5 separate regions of the Homo sapiens genome follow, and regions 1, 2, 3 and 4 are each linked to region 5. Evidence: read pairs that join two places in POLR2A ChIA-PET (ENCODE). Cell type or tissue: MCF 10A. All regions are shown on one strand. Each heading gives the region's core, and the rest is flanking DNA. Links, peaks and the distances in the headings are about the cores only.

Evidence for each region. Peaks named below come from ENCODE experiments on the same cell type or tissue, not always from the same donor. Only the 100,000 strongest peaks of a DNase experiment are listed, where the experiment ranks them.
Region 1: POLR2A ChIA-PET joins it to region 5 with 18 read pairs; 3 of 35 experiments call an interaction of 5 or more read pairs at or near these places.
Region 2: POLR2A ChIA-PET joins it to region 5 with 24 read pairs; 15 of 35 experiments call an interaction of 5 or more read pairs at or near these places.
Region 3: POLR2A ChIA-PET joins it to region 5 with 13 read pairs; 33 of 35 experiments call an interaction of 5 or more read pairs at or near these places.
Region 4: POLR2A ChIA-PET joins it to region 5 with 12 read pairs; 3 of 35 experiments call an interaction of 5 or more read pairs at or near these places.

Annotation. Positions count from the first base shown.
Region 1 is chr20:50,428,039-50,432,842 of GRCh38, forward strand. It overlaps the pseudogene RN7SL636P. Among named protein-coding and RNA genes, the nearest start is that of PTPN1, 80 kb to the right of the region's middle. In MCF 10A, for the core only: no CTCF peak of the experiment used is centred there; DNase peaks (open chromatin) are centred at 1,483 and 2,843.
Region 2 is chr20:50,083,059-50,087,862 of GRCh38, forward strand. PEDS1-UBE2V1 (PEDS1-UBE2V1 readthrough) reads right to left here. Exons shown (of 8, transcript NM_199203.3): 7 at 1,071-1,196. UBE2V1 (ubiquitin conjugating enzyme E2 V1) reads right to left here. Exons shown (of 4, transcript NM_001032288.3): 3 at 1,071-1,196. Among named protein-coding and RNA genes, the nearest start is that of UBE2V1, 28 kb to the right of the region's middle. In MCF 10A, for the core only: a CTCF peak has its summit at 2,604 (motif pointing left); a DNase peak (open chromatin) is centred at 2,573.
Region 3 is chr20:50,098,458-50,103,261 of GRCh38, forward strand. All of the region lies in intron 5 of PEDS1-UBE2V1 (PEDS1-UBE2V1 readthrough), which reads right to left. All of the region lies in intron 1 of UBE2V1 (ubiquitin conjugating enzyme E2 V1), which reads right to left. Among named protein-coding and RNA genes, the nearest start is that of UBE2V1, 12 kb to the right of the region's middle. RefSeq lists an enhancer at 805-1,468. In MCF 10A, for the core only: no CTCF peak of the experiment used is centred there; no DNase peak of the experiment used is centred there.
Region 4 is chr20:50,420,792-50,425,595 of GRCh38, forward strand. No RefSeq gene overlaps it. Among named protein-coding and RNA genes, the nearest start is that of PTPN1, 87 kb to the right of the region's middle. In MCF 10A, for the core only: no CTCF peak of the experiment used is centred there; DNase peaks (open chromatin) are centred at 1,880 and 2,540.
Region 5 is chr20:50,151,085-50,155,888 of GRCh38, forward strand. It overlaps PEDS1-UBE2V1 (PEDS1-UBE2V1 readthrough), which reads right to left and starts at 2,639. Exons shown (of 8, transcript NM_199203.3): 1 at 2,433-2,639. The coding sequence starts at 2,553. PEDS1 (plasmanylethanolamine desaturase 1) reads right to left here and starts at 2,639. Exons shown (of 6, transcript NM_199129.4): 1 at 2,433-2,639. The coding sequence starts at 2,553. RefSeq lists a silencer at 2,393-3,072. In MCF 10A, for the core only: a CTCF peak has its summit at 1,413 (motif pointing left); DNase peaks (open chromatin) are centred at 1,417 and 2,717.

The DNA.
Region 1 (4,804 bases), core at 367-4,366, 280 kb after region 5:
CTGTGTGGCCTCGGCAAAGTCCTGTCCCCTCTCTGGGCCTCAGTTTCCGTGTAGTTGAGGAGAATCTTTCTGGCCGGGAACTTGCCTCAACATATCTCCTACTGGGGCATGTGAGTCCTTTGCTCTGCTTGAGAAATTATCCTGAAAACCATTGGGTTATTTTGTGGATCTCACCTGGATGACCTAAAGGGTGTGGATTTCAAGGGCAGAAGAAAACTTATCAGTCCTCACGGTGCATGAAATTCCAGCATGCTCCTCTAAAGGGGACCCTTGAAACAAATAAATTTCAATGGATGATACTCAAAGGATGTGTGGGAAGAGCGTGGCTAGAGAAGGCTGGCTTTGAGCACTTAAATGTTGCCTGGCACTTTACACACATTGTCTTATTTCCTTACTCTCTTTGTGACCTTGAGGAACCACTTAACTATGCTGTGCCTTAGTTTCCCTATCTGTGAAATGGAATGTGGTTGAGACTGTTAGTTGTCCCTAAGTATCTTCCCCTAGTTCCATAGTAATGAACTTGTAGCTGAGCATAGGACTGTCTCAATAAAAAGTACATTTCCCAGCCTCCCTTGCAGTCAGATGTACCCATGTGACCAAGTTCTGGCCAACGGGATGTGACTGTAAGCTATGTGGCTGATTTCCAGGTTGTACTTTATTTTATTTTATTTTATTTTATTAGTTAATTAATTTATTTATTTTTGAGAGGGAGTCTTGCTCTGTCACCAGGCTGGAGTGCAGTGGCACAATCTCGGCTCAGTGCGACCTCCACCTCCTGGGTTCAAGTGATTCTCCTGCCTCAGCCTCCCAAGTAGCTGGGATTATAGGCACACACCACCATACCCAGCTAATTTTTATATTTTTAGTAGAGACGGGGGGGTTCACCTGACTAGGATGGTCTCGATCTCCTGACCTCATGATCCCCCCACCTGAGCCTGCCAAAGTGCTGAGATTACAGGCATGAGCCACTGCACCCAGCCTGTACTTTATTTTTTTAATTATTAATTTTAATTTTTTTAGAGATGAGGTCTTGCTATGTTACTCAGGCTGGTCTCGAACTCCTGGCCTTAAGTGACCCTCCCACCTTGGCCTAGAGTTACAGAGGTGAACCACCATGCCCAGCCAGGCTGTATTTTTTTTTTTTTTTTTTTAGAGACAGGGTCTCACTTTGTTGCCCAGGCTGGAGTGTTCTGGCTATTTACGGGAGTGATTCCACTACTGGATCAGCACGGGAGTTTTGACCTTTCCGATCTGGGCCATTTCAGCCCTCCTTAGGCAACCTGGTGGTTCCCCTCTCCCAGGGAGATCACCATGTTGATACTGAGCTTAGTGTAGGCACCCGATTGACACAGCGCACTACAACCCAGAACTCTTGGACTCAAGTGATTCTCCCGCCTCAGCCTCCCGAGTAGCTGGGACTTCTGGCTCACACCACTGTGCCCAGCCTAGGTTGTACCTTAAAGGGAAAGGGTATGCCATTCCCCCTTTCCTTTTCCCACTGGCTGGAATGTGGAATGTGACACCCTAAGGAGGGGAAAATAGCAAGTTAGCAGCCCGGGCATGGGCAGTGGGTGTCTGCACTGTCAGCCCCAGCCTAACACACTGGGTGTGAAGCCTCAATGTGTTGAGACATGTAAATCACTTACCACGGGGCTTGGAACAAAGTTGGCATTCTGAAATTGTGAGCTGTTTTATTATTACCATCAACGTTATGATTATAATCATCACTCCAAATGGGCCTGTGCAAGAAGGCCTCTTAAGGCCCATTTTTCAGATGAGAAAATGGAGCTCAGAGAGGTTAAGCCCCTGCCCAAATGATCCCAGGGGGAGGGTAGCAGAACCAGATCTGCCAATCTGGGGAAGGAGTAAAGAGAAGCAGTAGAGGGTGGAAGGGGGAGCAGTCCCAAGTCCCCATGCCAGCCCCATGCAAGTCCCCATGCCAGCCCATACCAGCCCTGTCTGGTTGGTTTAAGGGGTTTTCTTCAGCGGGTCTAGTGCAGTGGGTCTTAACCAGGGACACTTTTGTACCCTGGGCGACATTTGACAATGCCCGGAGGCATTTTTTTTTCTTTTTGCTTTTTCTTTTTTTTTTTTTGAGACAGGGTCCCGTTGTCTCCCAGGCTGGAGTGTAGTGGGCGATCTCGGCTTACTGCAACCTCCACCTCCTGGGTTCAAGCGATTCTCGTGCCTTAGCCTCCTGAGTAGCTGGGATTACAGGCGCCCGCCACCACGCCCAGCTAATTTTTGTATTTTTAGTAGAGACAGGGTTTCACCATGTTGGCTAGGCTAGTCTCAAACTCCTGACCTCAAGCGATCCGCCCACCTCGGCCTCCCAAAGTGCTGGGATTACAGGCGTGAGCCACCGTGCCCAGCCCTGCATTTTCAATCACCGCGACTGGGAGAGGAAGCCAACCGCCGGCCCTAGTGGGTGGCAGCCAGGAATGCTGCTCGGTACCCTACAGCGCACAACACGGCCCTTGCCAGAAAGAATCAACAGGGCTGTGGGCGAGGAGCCCTGGTCTCACGAGAGGTTGCCCACCCCTCACCTGGTGCCCCAGGAGGTGGGAGGCTTCGCGGGCTCCAGGTCTTGGGCAGGATTCTCTGATTTCTTCCCCTGGAAGGCGTCTCTCTGCCCTCACCGCATCTTCCTATCACTCGCCCTCTCTGTCCACACAGGCCCATTTGTGGGGCAAGGGATTTTCATCAAGAGGAATCTCTAACCTCAGCCCATCCCTGCAACTCACCCCTGCCGCCTGCCCCGCTCCCGAGGCCGGGAACAAGCCCCAACAGTTCAGCCTTCCTCCCCACCCACCCGTTGCCAGCAAGGCCAGTTTCCGGGTGGTGGGTGGAGGGCATGGTGCCATCTGAATACGGTCCAGTTCTCCCCGGTGGGGGAGGGAGAGAAGGGTTTTGCTCCTGGAATGCAGGGCCCACACCATCAGAGCTGCCCATCTGTCTGTCTATCCGTCCATGTGAGACAAGAGCGGGGACTGTTGAGGGAACTACTTCCAAATTTCTCCTCCCTCAATTCCCAGGAGGTGGTGAGCCCCAGCCTTCTAGGATGGCAGGCCAGGCTTCCAGAACCTTCCATCTCAGCCACACAAAACCAAGAGACTGAAGCGAAAGGTAACCCCCTGAGGAACTCCCGGGATTTGTGAAAAATTCAAGAGGGAGTGGCGCCTGGGCCTGATCCGCATCCAGAGGCTGTTCTGTTGGTGAGCAGTGGCTCATTTACTGAAGTACAGACTGCACCCTGTGGCCGCGGCAGCCACGCCCCTCTGCACCCACCAGTCCTGTTCACTGGCCTAGGCTTCAGGCCGCCAGCACCTCCATCTTTTTGCCAAGGGCTTTCTCTGGCCACCACACCCCACTGAGCCCATGCAGGACAAGCGGAGTACCTGAGAGATCATGCCCCTGGCAGCTGCCCTTAACCAACCACTGACAGGAGGTGATGGAGGAAGACGCCGGTTTCCTTGCCCCTTGGTGGAAATAGCCTGGAGGCATGTTTACACTGGCTCCCAGAGTTCCCCAGTGGAATCGAGCCCCAGTTGCCCAGACCAGTAACTTGCTCAAAAATGTCCCCTGTGTGTGTCTTCTCATCTGTGTCTCATGTCCCCACTCCCTTACTCCCTTACTTCCTAAGACTACCACCCAAACAAATCACTTGAATCCTTGCCTCGGTGTCTGCTTCTGGGGGCACCCAGCCTAAGACCAACACAGTCTAAGAGGCAGACACAGATATTTGCAGATCAGGATGAATGTGGCTGCCCCCTCTAGCAACTCACAATCAGATGGAAAGCCCAACACCACTCAGTCACACAGACGCAGAATTGCAAATGGGGAGAAGGCTGAGACTGTGAAGCAACAGAGAACCTTGTTGTTAAAACCCTCCAATGGGCTGAGCATGACGGCTCACGCCTGTAATCCCAGCACTTTGGGAGGCCAGGGTGGGCGGATCACCTGAGGTCAGGAGTTTGAGACCAGCCTGGCCAACATGGTGAAACCCCATCTCTACTTAAAATACAAAAATTAGCCGGGTGTGGTGGTGCACACCTGTAGTCCCAGCTACTCAGGAGGCTGAGGTAGGAGAATCGCTTGAACCTGGGAGGCAGAGGTTGCAGTGAGCTGAGATCGTGCCACTATACTCCAGCCTGGGTGACAGAGCAAGACTCCATCTCAAACAAACAAACAAATAAATAAAACCCTTCAGGCAGGGCATGGTGACTTATGCCTGTAATCCCAGCACTTTGGGAGACCTGAGGTCAGGAGTTCGGGACCTGCCTGGCCAACATGGTGAAACCCTGTCTCTACTAAAAATACAAAAATTAGCCAGGCGTGGTGACATGTGCCTGTAATCCCAGCTACTCAGGAGGCTGAGGCAGGAGAATCACTTGAACCTGGGAGGCAGAGGTTTCAGTGAGTCGAGATCGTGCCACTGCACTCCAGCCTGGGCAACAGAGTGAGACTCTGTCTCAAAAAATAAATAAATAAATAAATAAATAAATAAATAAAAATAAATTTTTAAAAACTCTCCATAGGCCACCCTCCCCTCCCAGGCCAAAATTCAGGTCCTCTAGGTCCTGAACCATCTGCCACCCCTTCCCTTTCCTGTGCTCACCTCTCCCCATCCTGCTCCAGCCATAATGGGCTGCTGGCTGTTTCTCAGTTGTGCTGTACGTGTTCCTGCTTCAGGACCTTTGCACTTGCTATTCCCTCTCCTCAGATGCTTTTCCCTAGATCTCCCCATGGCCGGCTCCTCCTTCTAGTTCAAATCTTGGTTCACATGTCACCTCCTCATGGGGTC
Region 2 (4,804 bases), core at 357-4,356, 68 kb before region 5:
TACCTACCTGCTAGAGTCCCTCCCTCCAGTCAGCCTGCCTTTCCCTTTTGTGCCCTGAACCATTACTATCTGGGATAAGGAAACGGTGGTACTGACACTTGGGTGAGACTCAACCCAGCCCTACTTGGCTCTTCAATAATGGCCGCTGCTGGGCTGGCGGCTGCCGGGCTCAGGACCTGTCCTCTTCACTGCGCCCAGGTCAGGGGGACAGATGTGCATGCAGGGCAGTACGGACAGCCAAGGCAAAGGGTGGCCAGGACACCTGCTCCAGTGACAAGGGCCTGCCACAGAGCCAGCACCTCTCAGGTTAAGGCAGCATTTCCCAAAATAAATTCCCCAAAGCACAGGTTGAGCTCTGGGCTCAGGACTTTAGGTGGAACTCAGATTCAGGATTAAACACTAAACACACTGTAACAAAGCTCATCTCTTTTCAATTTTCCAGTCTTCTGAGTATCTCAAAGACGAAGGCTTGGCGTGACGTTAACATGTGTAGCATCCCTTCAACACTTGCTGATCTCCTCTTTGAACAGGAGAGCAGGCCTCAAAGGCTCAAAGCTTTTGGCAAATGACACATGGAGTCAAGATTTATTAACATTGCTCTGTTTTTGTAATATTTACTGTTGCCATTATTGCCCAGTTATGACAACTGAGACAGGTTTTTCATTTATGGTAGTAAAAATAAAAAAGCAAGGCCATTAAAGGAAAAAAATATTACATGCCAGTGGTTCACAAATAAGGCCCAGGGGGGTAAAGGTGTAGCCCTGGGAAAGATCTTCCACGTCTGTGCCTCAGTTTCCTCATCTCTACCTCACTGGGGTGGCATGAGGAAAGAGCTCATATTTCAAAGCGACCAGCACAGAACTAGCCCAGGGTAAGTGCTATATGAGTGATCGCCAGATATAATTGGGAAACAGGCCCCATCCCAAATCTGTGCTCCTATGCACAGTGATACAGTTTATCAACAAATAACCAAAGAACCTAGGAATTGGGCCCAGTCTAAAAGCTCCTGATGTTAAGTACAAAGCAACTGTCAACTCCAAGGAACAAGTGGGACAGAGAAAACAACTTACCACTCCATTAGAACTATTTACTCCATTCATATTAATTTTTGTTACAAATCTTACAAAGGGGGGTGCTTCTGGGTATTTAGGTCCACATTCTATTTTAAGGCTGTATATTCGGTTTTCATAAATTGTCTGGAAAAAAAGAGTACGGAGATGTCACGCAATTACAAACAAAGCATTCAAAAAGGTAGAGCTTGTGAAACCCCATTTATCCCTGACTGTAGAACTGGTACATCTGCTTCCAGCATGGAGTCTACTTGTTCTGTGGTAGGTCAGCAGTTCTATACTAGTTCCTACACTAGTTTATATGACTTCCGGGCCTTGGGGGAATACAAAGAAGATGGAGCATTTAAGCTAGTACCAGTGAAGTTTTTAGTATTAAGTCTAATCAGAGGGACCTGTTTTTATGTTAATTTCTCTACTTTGCAGTCCTTCTCTGGGGAATGGTAAGAGGCATTCTCTATTCTAGGAAGCCGAGTTAAATGTCCACTCACCAGGATCATCAGCCAATCAGTTAAATAACACTATGTGGTATTAAAGCACAGAACAGGTCACTGCTTTAGAGAACCTCAAAATTAAGACAAGACGAGGGAGGGGTGCAGACTCAGAGCTGCTTCCCCCTTCTCCATCACTCCGGGGTTAGGCACTGGGTAAGGGATTTCAACTGGGGTGTTCCATCCCTCCCTGCAGTCTTTTTTTTTTTTTTTGGTAGTCTGACCTGAGAGATTACTGGCATTCAATGGGTGAGGCAGCACAGGGAAAAGCAGTCTTTTTTTTTTTTTTTTTTTTTTGAGACAGAGTTTTGCTCTTGTTGCCCAGGCTGGAGTGCAATGGTGCGATCTCGGCTCACCGCAACCTCCGCCTCCCGGGTTCAAGTGACTCTCCTGTCTCCTGAGTAGCTGGGATTACAGGCATGTGCCACCATGGCCGGGTAATTTTGTATTTTTAGTAGAGACAGGGTTTCTCCATGTTGGTCAGGCTGGTCTCGAACTCCTGACCTCAGCTGATCTGCCCTCTTCGGCCTCCCAAAGTGCTGGGATTACAGGCATGAGCCACCGTACCCAGCCAAAAACCGTCCTTCTTTAAAAGGCTAACTGTGCCTTTGTTGAGAAACACTGAAAAGTCCAACCCCCTATGCCAATAACCTCTTCACTGTACCATCTACCCCATAAGCAGGGAGATGCGCTCTGTTGCCCGGCTGTTCCTTCTGCTTGGAGCGTCCTGCCCCCACCTGAAATGCCTTGCAACCCTGAAGACCCAGCTCAAACACTACCTAGTCCCTAGCTTTCTATCCCATATGAAGTCACACTGCTATCACATGTGTCTGAAGACCACACTGAAGGGTGATGTCTCCCAGTAAAGAGTAACCCCCTCAAAGGCAGGGGCTCCCCTCTCTGTGGGTTCCCCTGTCAGGCATCAGTGCCTTCTCCGGCATCAGTACCCTCTCCGGCATCCGTGCCCTCTCCTCAGGAAAGGAGTCTTGTACTGCATAATTGCTCCCGTGTAAACAGCGGCATCTAGTGGTCTTTGGGGAGAATAAATCAGAGGATGTGATTTAAACCCTTGATTCAGAAGGCATTCATAATATACCCATGGAAACTTTTCTTGTCCACAGGGATCCCAAACTACAACCAAACCAAAACTGTGAATTTCTACCTACCCTCAACCTGCCCTCTTCCTCCTCAGTGAATGACATCAGCATCTACCCAGTTAGCTAAAGCAAAAACTAGCAGGCAACCCAATTCCCCTCTCCCTTACCCTCTACCTGCCAGTGGTCAGAAGGTCCCACTGTTCTACCTCTGAAAGAGACCCCACTGTTCTACCTCTGAAAGAGACCCCATATCCATCCACTTTCCTCCACCACCGTCACCTCTTCTGAACTCCCCCAAGTCTCTTTCTCTCTTGCTCCCGGCACAGCAGCCAGACCAACGTCTTAAAAACAGGAAGCTGTCTCTGCTGGCTTAACCCTCTGATGGCTCCTAGTGACCTGAAGAGGAAGCCAAAGTTCCCAGACTGACCCGGGCAGCCCTAACTGCCTCTTCTTTTACTCTTCTCCCTCCCCTGCCCACCATTCCTCTTCAACCTTGCCAAGTTCTCTCCACCTTGGGGCTCTCACCCCAGCTGCTTCCCCTTGGAAGTGTTCCCGATCCCCTCAGCCCCTCCCAACTGAGGCTCAGTTATGCATCAGACACCCTCACTAAACACAGAAAAAGGAGGGTGGGGGCCTTGACAGGGGCCCTCAACTGAATTGGTACTCAAATGTTTGTTGAATGTTTCTCTTCACACTTTTATATTATAAAATAAACACCTCATTGCAATTAAGGTGTTTCCTCAAAGAAAAAAAAAACCCAGTAAACAGAACAAGTAGGAAGCAAACAAAGGCATGACTCACATACAGATTTATGGAGAATATAACAGATCCATCCTCAGAACCTATCATAGTCTCCATCAACAACTATATACTCAGTGTTGACTGAATAGATCCTGAATGGAGCAAAAATCATGCTCCCTGGTTTTGTCACACAATTCAAGAATGAAATTCCTTACATTTTAAGGAATCAAATTTCTCACCACTGATATTCATCTGGTAATTTCACTGGAAGACAGTAAAAAAAAAAGCCTCAAGTCATCACAGACACACACCTGAAGGGTCATTTAAAAGCCCCAACCTAAGGCCGGGTGAGCTGGCTCACGCCTGTAATCCCAGCACTTCGGGAAGCCGAGACAGGCGGATCACAAGGTCAGTAGATCGAGACCATCCTGGCTAACACGGTGAAACCCTGTCTCTACTAAAAATACAAAACATTAGCCGGGTGTGGTTGTGGGCGCCTATAGTCCCAGCTACTTGTGAGGCTGAGGCAGGAGAATGGCACGAACCCGGGAGGTGGAGCTTGCAGTGAGCCGAGATTGCGCCACTGCACTCCAGCCTGGGCGACAGTGCGAGACTCCATCTCAAAAACAAAAAACAAAAAACAAAAAACCCCAAGCTAAGGCTGGGTGCGGTGGATGACGCCTGTAATCTCGGCATCTGGGGGGGCCGAGGTGGGTGGATAACCTGAGGTCAGGAGTTCGAGACCCATCTGGCCAACATGATGAAACCCTGTCTCTACTAAAAATACAAAAATTAGCCAGGCATATTGGCAGGTGCCTGTAGTCCCAGCTAACCGGGGGGCTGAGACAGGTGAACTGCTTAAACCTGGGAGGTGGAAGTTGCAGTGAGCCGAGACTGCACCACTCCACTCCAGCCTGGGTGACATTGCGACACTTTGTCAAAAAAAAAAAAAAAAAGCCCCAAGCTAGACTTTAATAGAAACCAGGGTTACAGGGTTTCTGGTTTTTTTATTTTGTTCATGAGTGCTCCAGGGACCTGCTAAAAAGGTTTCAGCAAAGGAAATGTGCCTGAAGGAGAATTGCTGGAACATTCTGCGTCTGTGAGAAATACTGCTCTTAAGATTCATTATTTGATCATGAAACAAACACTTTCCACTTTGTTGATATGGCTCATGCTTTGTGGAGCCGTTTGGCAGTGCTCATCAACATGTGAAATGGGCATGCTCAGACCAGCAGGCCCCTTCCTAGCAATTTCCTTCAGAGAGACGCAAACTTGTGCACAAAATGTGAAGCACTGTCTGCAATAGCAAAAATAACTACAATCTACATGTCTCCTTGCAAGGGACTATATGAACATGGCATATTCATATAACCCGGAGACTTCGTAGCCTTCTCAAAGGCCGAGGGAC
Region 3 (4,804 bases), core at 451-4,450, 52 kb before region 5:
TAGCAAAAGATAATACCCGTTTGGACCAGGGTGATAGCAGGAAAGTAGTGAGGAGTGGCGTAATTCTAGGCATTTCAGAGGTCTGAGCTGTGGAGATTTGCTATCAGGTTGCCTGTGAGGTGTGAGAGACAAGAGTCAACTACAGCTCCCAGGTTTTTGGTCCAAGCAACTGAAGGACAGAGTTGGTAGTGGTATGTTAGAGGACTTTCGGTGGTATGTGATTGAACACTTCGTTTTACAGTCACGTATTTATGTTTAAGAATAACTTATTTAGGGTAAGTAATATACTAACTTCCCATTTATAATAATGGTAAAAGTTTCCTTTAAAATAAATGTAAGCAAAAGAGTCAGTTGATTACAAGAAAAATATTAAATAGTACTACATATGGTATTTGAAAGGAAACAGCAAAACCTGCAAGCATACTTGAACTGCTTGTTTGGAAAACACTGGCATTTTCATCTGCACAGCAGCCAACTGGATTATTCAGCTATACTGGATTAAGTCTCCTGTAGCAAACATAAAACTGAAAGATAGTGGTGACATTATAGGCAAAAAGCCAGACAACACAACTATTGTTCAGAAAGGGTTCAATCTAAATCTTTAATAATCCTAATTAGGCTAGCGGGGGAAAAGTCACTACATTACTACTGGTTAATTTACAAGCCTGCACTAATAAAAATGAACATCAAAAGAATCATATTGATAGGAAGGCTGATGACTGAGGTACTTGTTCACAGATCGTGCTATGGGCTGGGCTGAACTGTGTTCCCCTCAAATTTATATACTTAAGTCCTAACTCCCAGTACCTCAGAATGTGACAAAACCTGCTGACACCTTGATCTTGGGCTTCTGGTCTCTAGAGCTGTGAGAAATTTGTTGTTTAAGCCCCACCCAGTCTATGGTATTTTGTTATGACAGCACTAGCAAACTCATATAGATGATAAGTGACATCTTAAGGAGCTTTATAGAGTTGGTAAGGATACAGAACAAGATGTTAACAGCTGTTATCTCTGGGTAAAAGAATTATGGATGATTCCCCCTACTTTCTCTATTTCCTGATTTTTTTACAACAATCCCATGTTATTTGCATAACAAAAAACCAATTAGGAACCATTTCAACTGCACCCCCACGCAAGGACCTACCCAGGGCCTGTGCGACTGTCATTCCTGCTGTCCAGAAGGCTCCTTCCCCTAGGAATCCATAAGCCAAGCTCCCTCAGCTTCTTTAGGGCTTTGGTTGTCCAGCACTTCATCTCAATAAGGATCAAGGGTTCTTCTCTGAGTAGGAATCTCACTTAACGGCATTCCTTAAGTGACTAACTTTTAATGGACAATGATTTTAATGTTACTAAAACTTGGTCAGCTGGGTATGGCAGCTCACACCTGTAATCCCAGCACTTTGAGAGGCCAAGACAATCGTCTGAGGCCAGGAGTTCGAGATCAGCCTGGGCAACATGGAGAAATCTCATGTCTACAAAAAAATACAAGAATTAGCTGGGCATGGTGGTGCCCACCTGTAGTCCTAGTTACTCAGGAGGCTGAGAGGGGAGGGTCACTTGAGCCAGGAAGGCGGAGGTTGCAGTGAGGCGAGACTGCACCACTGCACTCCAGCCTGGGCGACAGAGTGAGACCCTGTCTCAAAAACCAAAAATAAACAAAAAATAATAAATAAATTAGCTGGGTGTGGTGGTGCACACCTGTAGTCCCAGCTGCTTAGGAGGCTGAGACAGGAGGACTGCTTGAGCCTGGAAGGTCAAGTCTGTAGTGAGCTATGATCACGCCACTGCATTCCAGCCTGGGCAACAGAGCAAGAACCTGTCTCTATTTAAAAAAAAAAAAAAAAAAAAGACGGGGCGCGGTGGCTCACACCTGTAATTCCAGCACTTTGGGAGGCCGAGGTGGGTGGATCATGAGGTCAAGAGTTCAAGATCAGCCTGGCTAGTATGATGAAACTCCGTCTCTACTAAAAATACAAAATTAGCCGGGCGTGGTGGTGTGCACCTGTAGTCCCAGCTACTCGGGAGGCTGAGGCAGAAAAATTGCTTGAACCCTGGAGGCAGAGGTTGCAGTGAGCTGAGGTTGCACCACTGCACTCCAGCCTGAGTGACAGAGCAAGACTCCATCTCCAAAAAAAAAAAAGTGTTAAGACTGTCAAATAAATGGCAAAGTATAACAGCTTCTACAGTTAAGCCCTTCATTACTGAATGGAAGCTGTATTACACAAGTGACCTCTATTTTGAGTTGCTCTTTTTGGCAAGACAAAAAAATGTGTTAGTTTCTTATGTCAGGTATTTAAATGTCAGCTGGACTATTTATAGTAGGACTATTCCTCTTGCAAACTTAAGCAAAGAACTTCTCTATGGCTGAAAGGTTACCTTTTCACCTAACAATCAGATCTGATTAGGAAATCCTAACATTCAAATATCACAAGCTTGTTGCTATTAGTTTCAAAACAGTGAATTCAAGTTATAATTTTCTGATATTTAATTTTTACTTGTGAAGTAGGGCAAAATATATTAGTAATTAATCCTATACTTCCAACATACATTTCTACTGGATTAGATATTCGATTACTTAAAAACAAGTGTGCAAAGCCCACACATACAACTGAACCAAAGAAATAAGTCAGGTCAATTTATTTTAGGCTAGGATTTGGAACAGGAATTGAGACCCACAGAGGGAAAGGTCAGCTTTCTTTTGTTCCTGCATTATAGGACAATTTGATTCTGACTCAAGTTGTAAAGCCAGCACCAGAAACAGTTTAATAAATGAAAAACTTTGGACTGGCCAATATCTATCTGTATTGCAACTAGGAGTTGTGATATACATATAAATATCTATAACTGCTATCTACTGAACAATTACAATAAACATTTATTTCATTTGAACAGCAGTTCTCAAACCTTTTGCTCTCAAGAATGCTTTATACTCTCAAAATCATTGAAGACCTCAAAGAACTTTTTTTTTTTTTTTTTTTGAGACAAAGTCTCGCTCTTGTTCCCTAGGCTGGAGTGCAATGACGCAATCTCAGCTCACTGCAACCTCTGCCTCCTAGGTTCAAGCAATTCTCATGATGTTTAATGTGTATAGAACTGGACTTCACATTTATAAGCAAAAAAAAAAAAAAAAAAAAAAAAATTTTACACATTTCAGGACCACAGTGAAAAAAAGTTTGCTTGGCTTTTTACCTGCTTGTCAAAATTTCCCTATACATAAATTATCAGTAACATATAGGCACACACACCTTCTCTCAGTGTGATAGTTATCCAATACCTATCCAGCACTTTGCTAGACAATCTAGGGGCTATGAACAAAATAAAAACTGGGGTCTCCCTAACACAGTCTAAGGTGTCAGTGTGGAAACAAGATATACACAAAGGGCAATGAAATAAAACCATATCAAAGCACGAGAAACAGAACCTACCAGAGGACACTGTTACTTAGCCTTTGAGGGCTCACAGCCTTCTCTGAAATCTGACAAAAGATGAAGAGGTTGGAGCCATGTTACTACTGGACTTTACCTTAAGGGTAATCGGGGGGAGCTGCAAAAGGCTCAGAGTAGGGCAAGAGATAAGGCATATCCAAGTCTCCTAGGTAATGATCAGCTTTGGGGTGTGCTACTGCTAACGTCTCAGGATATAGAGCCAGAAGCATTTGCCTAGAGCAAACACTGTGACCGAACATGTGGCATCAAACTTCTTATAGGCCTGCGTGATGGGAAGTAGAAGAGATGTAGAAGATAGGGTAATTAATTCAACAGCTCATATTCATTTGCATGACTGTGGTGGTAGTTCAAAAAACAACAACAACAAAAAACAAAAAAACTGGCCTGTACCCAGTACTTCAGATAAATACCTGTTGAAAATTTTTTAAATCGAGTAAAAAAGGACAAAAGGTCTGCAAACCTCATTTTCTAAAAAACAAACACAAAAGCAACCTTGTATGCATCCTTGCATGTTCATTGTACTCTCACCAATGATCTTGGGGTGTCATGACCCAGAATCACTAACGTAAGGATACCTGGTCTACCACTCTGTTTTTAAAAGACAGGTCAGAGTAATGGATATATTACCTCCCACATGCGCTACCATGCCTGACTAATTTTGTATTTTTAGTAGAGACGGGGTTTTTCCATGTTGGTCAGGCTGGTCTCGAACTCCCGACCTCAGGTGATCCGCTGGCCTCAGCTTCCCAAAGTGCTGGGATTACAGGTGTGAGCCACCGTGCTCGGCCGACGATCCTCTTAAAGGTAAACTAGGTGCCCTCGCTCTCCTACCAGAAGCCTACTCTTGGCCTCCCGTTGCACCCGCAATCCACCCAAACTTGTCACCTGGCCGAGAGAGCCCCACCTGCTTCGCCAACATCATTTTGTGCCACTCTGCCTTGCTCCCCCATCCTCCTCCAGCTACACCAGTCCTTCTCTAAGTTTCTGAAGAGGCATCCTTACATCCCGCCTTTGTATTTGTGAGTCCCTCACCCTGGAATTCTCTGTCCCAGAGCTGTGAATGGCTGACTGGTTCCCTTGTCCTCAACCAAGGGTCTAACTGTCCATTCCCTTATCTTGCCTTATTTTTCTTCATAGTACTCATTGCCACTCGACATTGTAAATATATTCATTTTCACTTTATTGGTTGTTTCTTGTCTGTCTCCCATCTGAACATAAGCTCCATGAGAGTAAAACTTCATCTGTTTTGTTCACTGCTGAATCTCCAATGTGTCAGGGTGTTTTGCCCTCTAGAGTAAGCACCCAAATACTTATTGAAAGAATTAATGAATGACTAGGTATTAGCTAGGAACAGTATT
Region 4 (4,804 bases), core at 476-4,475, 270 kb after region 5:
GCCTGGAGGAAGCCCAGCAACACCTCAAGCTGGAAACTTCTGAAAAATGAGGCTGGGGGGTTAGGATCTAGGGCCCTGGGGTGAAACCCCAGCTTTGCCCCTCCCCTGCTGTGTGGCCTCAAGCAAGTGATCTCCTCTCTCTGGCCCAGGTCTCCTCTAATAACTCCAACCAAAATTCTGGACAGAGTTGATAAAGCCCTATAGACTACATTTTAAAATCAAAACACCCAGCCGGGCCTGGTGGCTCACGCCTGTAATCCCAGCACTTTGGGTGGCTGAGGTGGGCAGATCACCTGAGGCCAGGAGTTTGAGGCCAGCCTGGCCAACATGGCAAAACCCCATCTCTACTAAAAATACAGAAACTAGCCAGGTGTGGTGGCGGGTGCTTGTAATCCCAGCTACTTGGGAGGCTGAGGCAGGAGAATCACTTGAACCCAGGACGCAGAGGTTGCAGTGAGCCAAAATCGCACCATTGTGCTCCAGTCTGGGCGACAAAGCGAGACTCCACCTCAAAAAATTAATAAATAATAATAAAATAAATAAACAAAAAAGTAATAAATAAATAAAAATACAAATAAATTTTAAAAATTAAAAGACCCAGTGTGTATTCTAGCTGACATTTTATATCAGATTGTACTGCCTGGGGACATACAAATGTAGTCATAATAAAATGTAGTAAACCAAATTTGGAAAAAATTAAGAAATAAAAGAGGAGTTTCTTTTCCTCTCATGTGAATGAAGTCCAGATGTAGGCAGTTTGGGATGGATTTGGTAACTCTATGAAGCTCTCAGTATCTCAGCTTCTTCCTGGACACCAGTCTGCCATCTCTAGGTGTGGGCCCCACTTTCTCATGATCCAAGATGAAGGCCACTGCACCGGCCTTCACGTCTGCCTTCCAGAATGACAGGATGGAGAAGGAAGGATGATGAGTAAAAGGCAGGCATCAACTAAATCTCTAGGAAACAGTCCAGAAACCTGTCACACTACTAATTTCAACCCCTTGGCCAGAGCTCAGGCACATGGCTGCACCTAGCTGCAAGGGAAGCTAGGAAGGTCTGTGTTTATTCTGCACAGCCATGAACTCAGCTAAAAGCCAATCAAATATTTGTAAATAAACAAAACAATTTTAGATAGTGATGTATCCTGGGAAAGAACAAAACAGGGTAATCTCTTGGACAATGAGGGTGGGAAAATGCCTCCCTCAGGAGGCAGCACAGCTGAGATATAAATGATAATAAGGCCTGAGGGACAAGCATTCCAAACACGAGGAACAGAAAAGCAAGCTGCCTTGAGGCAGAAACAAGCCTGGTATTGTAAAGAAACAGAAAGGCCAGCATGGCTGGAACTGGGACAGGGATGCAGTGGGAGGCGGGCACAGCTGGTAGGAAAGGAGGTCAGAGAGTTCAGCAGGTTAGATCCTGGGAGAAACGGGAAGGCCAAGGGAAAAATCTGGATTTTTTTTTTCTCCTCTAAGTACAGTGAGGCAATATTAGAGGGTTGGGCTGATATGCTATCACTAATGGAGAGAATGCCGAGCTCCCCTGGCTCCTGGAGGATTTGCCATAACCCTTCTGAGCACTTCATTCACTCACCAATTCATTCCTCTCATAAATATTCATTGCTGACCTGCTCTGTGCCAGGTACTGACTTACGGCAGCAGAAATGACTCCTCCAGTCCCCACCCTCAGGAAAAGAAGAGACAGACTGAGCAAACACAAAAGCCTATAAATACAGCTCCCAGATGGCTGCCAGTGGTTTGGAGGGAAGGTAAATGGGGCCACAAGAGGACCTGAGTTCACCTGGGGATGGGAGGGGGTTTCCCACTGGTGGTGATGTTTGAGCTGAAATTGGAATGATAAGGACACTTTGTCTTGTGGTCTGGAGACGGAGAGAACATTCCAGGTAGAGGGAACAGTTTGTGCAAAGGGCTGGAGGCAGGAAGAGAGCTGCATATATCCAGAAACTCACCAGGCTCTGGCCTGGCAAGAGTTGAGAAGGGTGAGAGAGAAGGTGTCTCAAGATGGCCCTGGAGAGGTGAGCAGAAGTCAGATCACAGAAAGCCTGGAAGGGGCCAGGCGTGGGGTCTCACGCCTATAATCCCAGCACTTTGGGAGGCCGAGGTGGGCGAATCACTTGAGATCAGGAGTTCAAGGCCAGACTGGCTAACATGGTGAAACCTCGTGTCCACTAAAAATACAAAAATTAGCTAAGTGTGGTGGCACATGCCTATAATCCCAGACACTTGGGAGGCTGAGGCAGGAGAATTGTTTGAACCCAGGATGGGGAGGCTGCAGTGAGCCGAGATCACGCCACTGCACTCCAGCCTGGGCGACACAGACAGACTCCATCTCTAAATAAATAAATAAATAAATAAATAAATAAATAAATGAAAGTCTGGAAGGAGGGTGGGGCTCTCGTGTTCTGGGAGGATGATTTATGAAGAACTTTGACCCCAAATCCCTGGGAGGGGCCTGTGGCCAATCCCAGACAAGCAGGGCCTGGCTCTCCTTGGACAGTGTTTACAAGCTCGCTGATGACTCGGCCTTCTGCCTTCCTGCGGTTTGCTAATCACTGGGTGCTATGTGCCGGGATGTTCTCCTGCTCCTCAGCCCTGAGAGCACACTCTGACTCATGCCTCCTACCCCAGCCACCCCCTCCCATCACCACCAAGGCTGCCATCTCCCCCCGTGACCCCCAAGGCCCCACAGAATCACACGACCCTGGCACCAGGAAGTGCACCTGTGTCTCCAATCAGAACTGCCCATTTCACAGAGGAAGAAACTAAGGTCCCATGAGAAAAGCCTTTCCCCAAGTCTCACCCCAAGACAGGAATAGCACCAGGGCCCGGTCCCAGGTCTCCTAACACCTGGTCCTAATTTTTCCCACTGTTTAATGACAGAAGAGAGAAAATGAGAAGAAAGGAAGCAGGAAGAGGTGGAGGAGAAAGCAAGGAGGGAGTGAGGAGAGGGAGGGAAGGGGAGCTGGAAAAGCAGTGTTCAAATCCCCAACTCCTAAGTGAGCCCTGGGAGGGGAGGGGAGAGGATTCGTGTTTGTTGGGCACCCACTACACGCCAGGTGCCTCGACTGTGTCAGCTCCTTCAGCAGAATCCTCACAGGAGAATGGATACAATTACTTACTCTAAATGCTTTGGAAAACAGAGAAGCTGTGCAACCCATCTACCATCACACAGCAGTTACCTGGCAGAGAGGAGAATGGAACCCAGGTCTGGCTGCAATTCCTAACCCTAAGCACACTCCAGGCCCCAGGCTGCCTCCAGCCCAGCCTCTGCTCCGCTCCTCTTTTTGAGGCAGTTGCAGCCTCCACTTCCAGAGCCGATCAGCAGAGGCTTTCCCCCGGCTGCCCACAAGCCAGCAGACGGATTTCCTTTGGCCCACAGGGCATTTTAATTAAATTTGAGCTAATGTTCATAAATCAAGAGATTTCACATAAAAATTCAGATTTCTACCTCCCTTAAAACACTGTAAGATTTCACTGGGCTAAATCCACATTCCCACCTGGCAACCGTCAGCTGGGGACAGGGGTATTTGAAGTGGACACACCAGTTCCCCCACACTCCCCAACTCTCCCTGCTGCCTCCCTGGTCCTGAGGCTGAATGTCGGGTGCCATTCATCAAAATGCATACACTGTTGTTTTCTGAGAGCAGGGACGTATTTCTCTGTAACTGTATCTCTTTCAAAAAGAAGAAAACAAGTGCTAATCCAAAAGGGGTCAAGTTTCATGAAAAATGGGGGAATGTCTAATTCTTTGCGGAACCAAGAGATACTCCTTCATGCTTATTATGCAGACGAAGTGTGCCTGAGCCCTCACACCACTGCTTAGCTTCCTAAAATATTTTTTTTTGTGTGTATCTGAAATTCTAATTTAACTGGGCATCCTGTATTTTATCTGGTAACCCTCTCTAGACTAGTCACCTTGCTGGGTGAGTGATCTTGATTGAGCAAGTCATTTAAGTTTTCTGGGTTTCAGGTTGTTCCTCATAGACAGGGTTAATAACAGCATGAGAGGTTGAGGTAGGAGGATCCTTTGAGGCCAGGAGTTTGAGACCAACCTGGGCAACATAGCGAGATTCCCCATCTCTACAAAAAAAAAAATTTTTTTTTTTTTTTTTTAATTAGCCAGGTGTGGTGGCTCATTCCTATAATCCTAGCTACAGGGGAGGCTGAGGCAGGAGGATTGCTTGAGCCTAGGAGTTTAAGGCTGCAGCGAGCTGGGATTACACCACTGCAGTCCAGCCTGGGTAACACAGCAAGACCCTGTCTCTAAATAATAATAAATAACAAGAGGACCTGATGAGATATTACACATTAAGAGCTTAGGACAGAGCCTGGCTCACTGTACATGCTCAGTAAACGTCAGCTGCTGGGGCAGATGACACCAGCTGCTTGCCCAACACCCATTCCCTTGTTCCTCACTAACTGAACCCTGGTTAATGGCAGCCATAGTGCCTGGCCCCAGGGGATGAATGTGATTGGTCTAGTCAAGCATGCCACACCCATTCCAAGCTGCCAGTGATTGGACCAAGGTGAGCATGTGACCTGACTCTAGCCAATGAGGTACAACAAGAAGTCAGCGGGGATGAGTGCTCCAGGGAGACTTTCTCTCCCTAAGGAGTTGGCACTACTGCCGCTGTTCCTCCCTTTTTGTTTTGGACACATCCATTGGGAAAAAGGGATACAGGATCCCAGCCCCCATCTTAAGACAGTGAGCATGGCCAAGGTCTAGGCTGGAGGACTCCTGGGCTGACAATGCCAAACTTCGTTTTAAGTAAATGATGGATGTC
Region 5 (4,804 bases), core at 280-4,279:
GGTCTCTCACTTTTTCAGGCCCAGAGAGGTCAAATACTTCCCCAAGATCACACAGTGAGCAGATAGAAGCAGAGAGGCCAGTGGAAAGGAAGTTGGAGAAACCAGTTTGGCAAGTCTCCTCCCCTACCTCCAGGTCTGGAGGAGATAAAGGGCCTTGATTGCAGATTTGGGGCACCAGGCTGTCTGCAGACTCTGATTCAGGCATGGCTGTTCTTCAGAGAGTGAAGGGCACTTGGGGAAACCAGAAATGGACAAATATGCAATTGATCGTGGTGGAGTGGGGAAACAGCAATCCCTGGGGAGGCTCAGAATGCCTGGGAATGATTTGGGCTGTCTGAAAGTAGGTAGGGTTCACAGGAGCAGGCAGAGCTGGACACTAAAGAGGGAGGCCCTTGAATCCTTATCCCCAATTCCCAGGTGGGGAGTTTGAGGACCAGAGAGGTGAGGCGGATCCCCCACAGCAAAGGTCAGACTACTGTTAACAACAGGGAGGCGCCAGGCACAGTGGCTCACGCCTGTAATCCCAGCACTGTGGGAGGCCGAGGTGGGCGGATCACAAGGTCAAGAGATCGAGACCACCCTGGCTAACACAGTGAAACCCCATCTCTACTGAAAATACAGAAAATTAGCCGGGCATGGTGGCGGGCGCCTGTAGTCCCAGCTACTCAGGAGGCTGAGGCAGGAGAATGGCGTGAACCCGGGAGGAGGAGCTTGCAGTGAGCCGAGATCACGCCACTGCACTCCAGCCTGGGCAACAGAGTGAGACTCCATCTCAAAACAAATAAAACAAAACAAAACAAAAAACAACAAAAAAACCCACACAACAACAGGGAGTGCCTACTGAATGCCAGTGGACGATCTCATTTCCACTTCCTAACACGAAGGGGCAGATAAACTTTAACTTGCAAGGAAACCAAGGGGAAACAGAGACGGAAAGTGGCTTGGACCAGGTCATACAGCTGAATAACAGAGTCAGGATGTTAACCCTGGCCTACCCCCAGGAGAGCAGGAGGTTTTAAGTCCATAGGCTGGGTGTCTTGGGTATAGGCCTGAAGAAACCATAGCGGCATGGACCAGGTGCCCAAGTCAGGTGTGAAAAATCACATACAGAGAATGGAGTGGTCTAGGACCCAGTGAGGAAATGCAAATGGTCCGTGGCCATGCCGCCTTTTAAGGAAGAGACGGCATGGAACCCAGGCCAGTGAGGGCAGAAAGCTAAGGTGCTAGTGACCCCAGGCCCACTCCAGGCAAGGGCTGCATGTGGTGCTTGGTGGCTGCCCCACAGAAAAAGGAAGGATGTCAGGATATTTGACAAACAAAGCTTCATTCCATGGTGACACCCAGGTAGAGGTGCCTCCCAGTCACCTGAACCAGGAGTTCTCAAAGGCACTTCCTTAACTCCTGGGGATATAGGGCCCTCCTGAGGCCAAACAGTAAAATTCCTAGGGCTCACGTAGGAGTCACAAAAGTGGGTGTAGGGGGGGTGCTTGCTGGAGCATATACAGTGAGCAAAGCAGGAAGAAGCTAGGGAGAAACCGTGGCCTGAGGGAAAGGGACAGAGAGGGAGAGGTGAACTCCAACTTATGATCTGGTCTGGGGAATATGGGGGTTCCAGTCCCAAGTCCTAAGGAAGGGGCCAATACATGGATGTGAGGGAGGGGCAAGAGCTAGAGTTGGGGCTTATGTACAGGGGAGCTTACAGTGGGGTACATTCAGTCCCCTCACTGCCTGGGATCCAGGAATATGGGGCAAGGACTGATGCTCACCACTGGAGGGTTGGGGAGAGGATATCGGTCTGTAGCCACTGAAGCTATCACTAGGATGGGGTTTTGGGGGAAGGGTGTGGGGGGTACCGTGCAGCTGGAAGCCCCTGAGTTAGGGTTCCCTGGGCAGAGGGGCTGACATTCCCAGGTTAGGGAGGTGAGGTCATTGTTTGCAGCCCAGGGCCTGGGCTAGGGCACAGAGGAGGTACTAGGATGTAGATTCCAGATCTGGGGAACCCAGGATGAGGTGTGACTTTTAGGGGCCTGAGGGCAGTGCTTACAGCTGAAGGGCAGCTTTGGGCTTGGACCGGGTCCTGGGGGGATGAGGGGGTGGGGTTCTAAGTCTAGGAGCACTCTTCACAACCGAGAATGCCCCGGGGCTAGGATTCCGTATCTGCGGGTCCGATGGGAGCTCCGTTTGTCGCCCAGGGAGCTCATGGTAATTTCTTGATCTGGGGAGTGTCTCTGCAGCCAGGAAACCCCGGGGCCAAGGTTCTGGCTTGGGTTCGGAAGGGACACTGGGGTGGGGTCCCCGAACTTGCTATTTGCAAGTTAGACACCCGGGCTGGAGTTCCGCATCTGGGCCCGAGGTTGGGACTCCAGTCTGGGGTCGCTGTCCGCAGCCGGGGCTGGTGACCGCAGGCCTGGAGGGGGGCCCAGAGGTCTTACCTGGCGAGTAGAGCGCAGCCAGCTCGCGGGCCCCGGCGTGCTGCGCGCCCCAGCGGCAACAAGACGCCTCGTCCTCGTCCAGCTCCAGCTGCTGGCCCGGCCAGTTCTCGGCGCCCGCCATGGCCACTCGCCCGATCGGCCCGGTGCGCTCTGCTGGCGGCGGCGGCGGCAGGGCCGCGGAACCGCGGCGAGATCACGCCGCCCAATGACCGCCCAGCGCCGGGCGCGGCGGCGGCGCGGGCGGGGTCCTCGCCCGGCCGCGCGTCACAGCCAATCGGGGCTCGCGCCGGAGCCGCGCAGGCCAATCGGACGTCGCTGAGCCGCAGCCAACCGCCGCGAGCCGGAGGCTGGGACGCAGCTGGACGCAGCTGGGCGCGGAAGCTTGGGGCGGAGGCGCGTGCCCGCCTTCCCAGCTCAGCCCCGGCAGGGCTCCCGGCTCCAGCCCACTGGGAGCTCGCGGCGCGTCGCCGCCCAGCTAGGCTTCGGTTCACGGGCCCATGCAATGGGCCGAGGCAGGGCCCAGAAATGGGCATTTCTTGAGCCGGCAGCGTTAAGCGCCCACTGTGTGCAAGGAACGCGAGGGCAGGGCGCCGGGCTGGGGCCGAGGCCAGGAAGCATTTGGCGGGTGCTCTGTACGATGCTCCCTAGCGAGGCCGATGGAGAGTGGGCTGGTTTATCAAGCCCTACTGTGTGCAGAGGTTTCGGGTGCCATGTGTTCATCAGCTGTGTGCCAGCTCTGTGCTGTGCGCCCAAAGAGGAGAAACGTCGAGCCTGCCCCGCATCCTCCCCAGCTCATGTTCTCCCGGTGGCGAGGACAGTAAACTAATGAAAATGACAACTAGGGTCACTATGAGATTTGCTGAGCGCTTAATATCTGTCAGGTGCTGGACCAAGAGCTAGACGAGCAACATTTATTTGACTCTTAAACACCAATGGTATTGCCTCCTCAGAGAGCCCCACCACCACCACCCTGCTCAAAGGTGCCCCCTCCTCCAGTCACTGTGACATCACCCTGTTTTGTCTTCACAGCGCTTCTGGTGGGGATTGAGCTTGCAGTCCCTGTCTCTCCTATCAGAGAGCAAGCTCCTGAGGGCAGAGAACAGCTTTGTTTACAGCAGGGCCCCCGTGCCAGGATCGGGGCTGGAACATGGTAGAAGCTCAATAAATGCTTGATGAATGAATTAAGGCTCAGCCAGATGCGTCTAATACTTCGGCAGATAAATGACAGCAGCAGGGATTTACCCCAGGTCTAACCGACAACAAAGTATGCAATAATTTCTCATAGAAATTCCATACAGGCAGCCGGGCGCGGTGGCTCACGCCGGTAATCCCAGCACTTTGGGAGGCCAAGGCGGGCGGATCATGAGGTCAGGAGATCGAGACCATCCTGGCTAACACGGTGAAACCCCGTCTCTACTAAAAATACAAAAAATTAGCTGGGCGCGGTGGCGGGCGCCTGTAGTCCCAGCTACTCGGGAGGCTGAGACAGGAGAATGGCGTGAACCCGGGAGGCGGAGCTTGCAGTGAGCCGAGATCGCGCCACTGCACTCCAGCCTGGGCGACAGAGGGAGACTCCGTCTCAAAAAAAAAAAAAAAAAATTCCATACAGGCTGGACGCGGTGGCTCAGGCCTGTAATCCCAGCACTTTGGGAGGCCGAGGCCAGTGGATCACCTAAGGCCAGGAGTTTGAGACCAGCCTGGACAACATGGTAAAACCTTGTCTCTACTAAAAATACAAAAATTAGGCAAGCTACTTATCCCAGATACTTGGAAGGCTGAGGCAGGAGAATCACTTGAACCTGGGAGGTGGAGGTTGCAGTGAGCCGAGATGGCGCCACTGCACTCCAACCTGGGTGACAAGAGTGAGACTTGGTCTCAAAAAAAAAAAAAATCCATACAGTGAGATCACATAGGAGCCTCCCTAGAGGCTGTGGAAGGTCCTGAAAGGTGCTGGGGGAGCAGAGAGGGAAGGTAAGATCCCCTTCCAGAATCCAGGTTCTCTGAGGGTTTAAGTCCTGGATTCCTGCACTACCAGTCACCCCAGGGCTGTTTCCTGAGTGTTCCTACCATAGACAGCCACTGTCCCCACCCAGGCCTATGCTCCCTCCGTTTCTTTCCCACACCTGCTCCCAGGAAGGAAAAGCCACCTTCCAGTGGCAGGGATGGGTTGCAACCCAAGTCCTGGTGAATTCCGGTGAAGCTGGCTGGTTTTGCATCAGTATTAACAGCACAGTTAATCCAACAGTTGGATTTTTTAACCCAGGAGCTTAAGGCTTGGGTGGGGGGCGGCGGACGGGGGGGGGGGGGCGCGGTTGGTGGCTTTGGTGGGGGCTGGATGTCAGATTTCAGGTAAATACCTTCTAAAGCTCTCT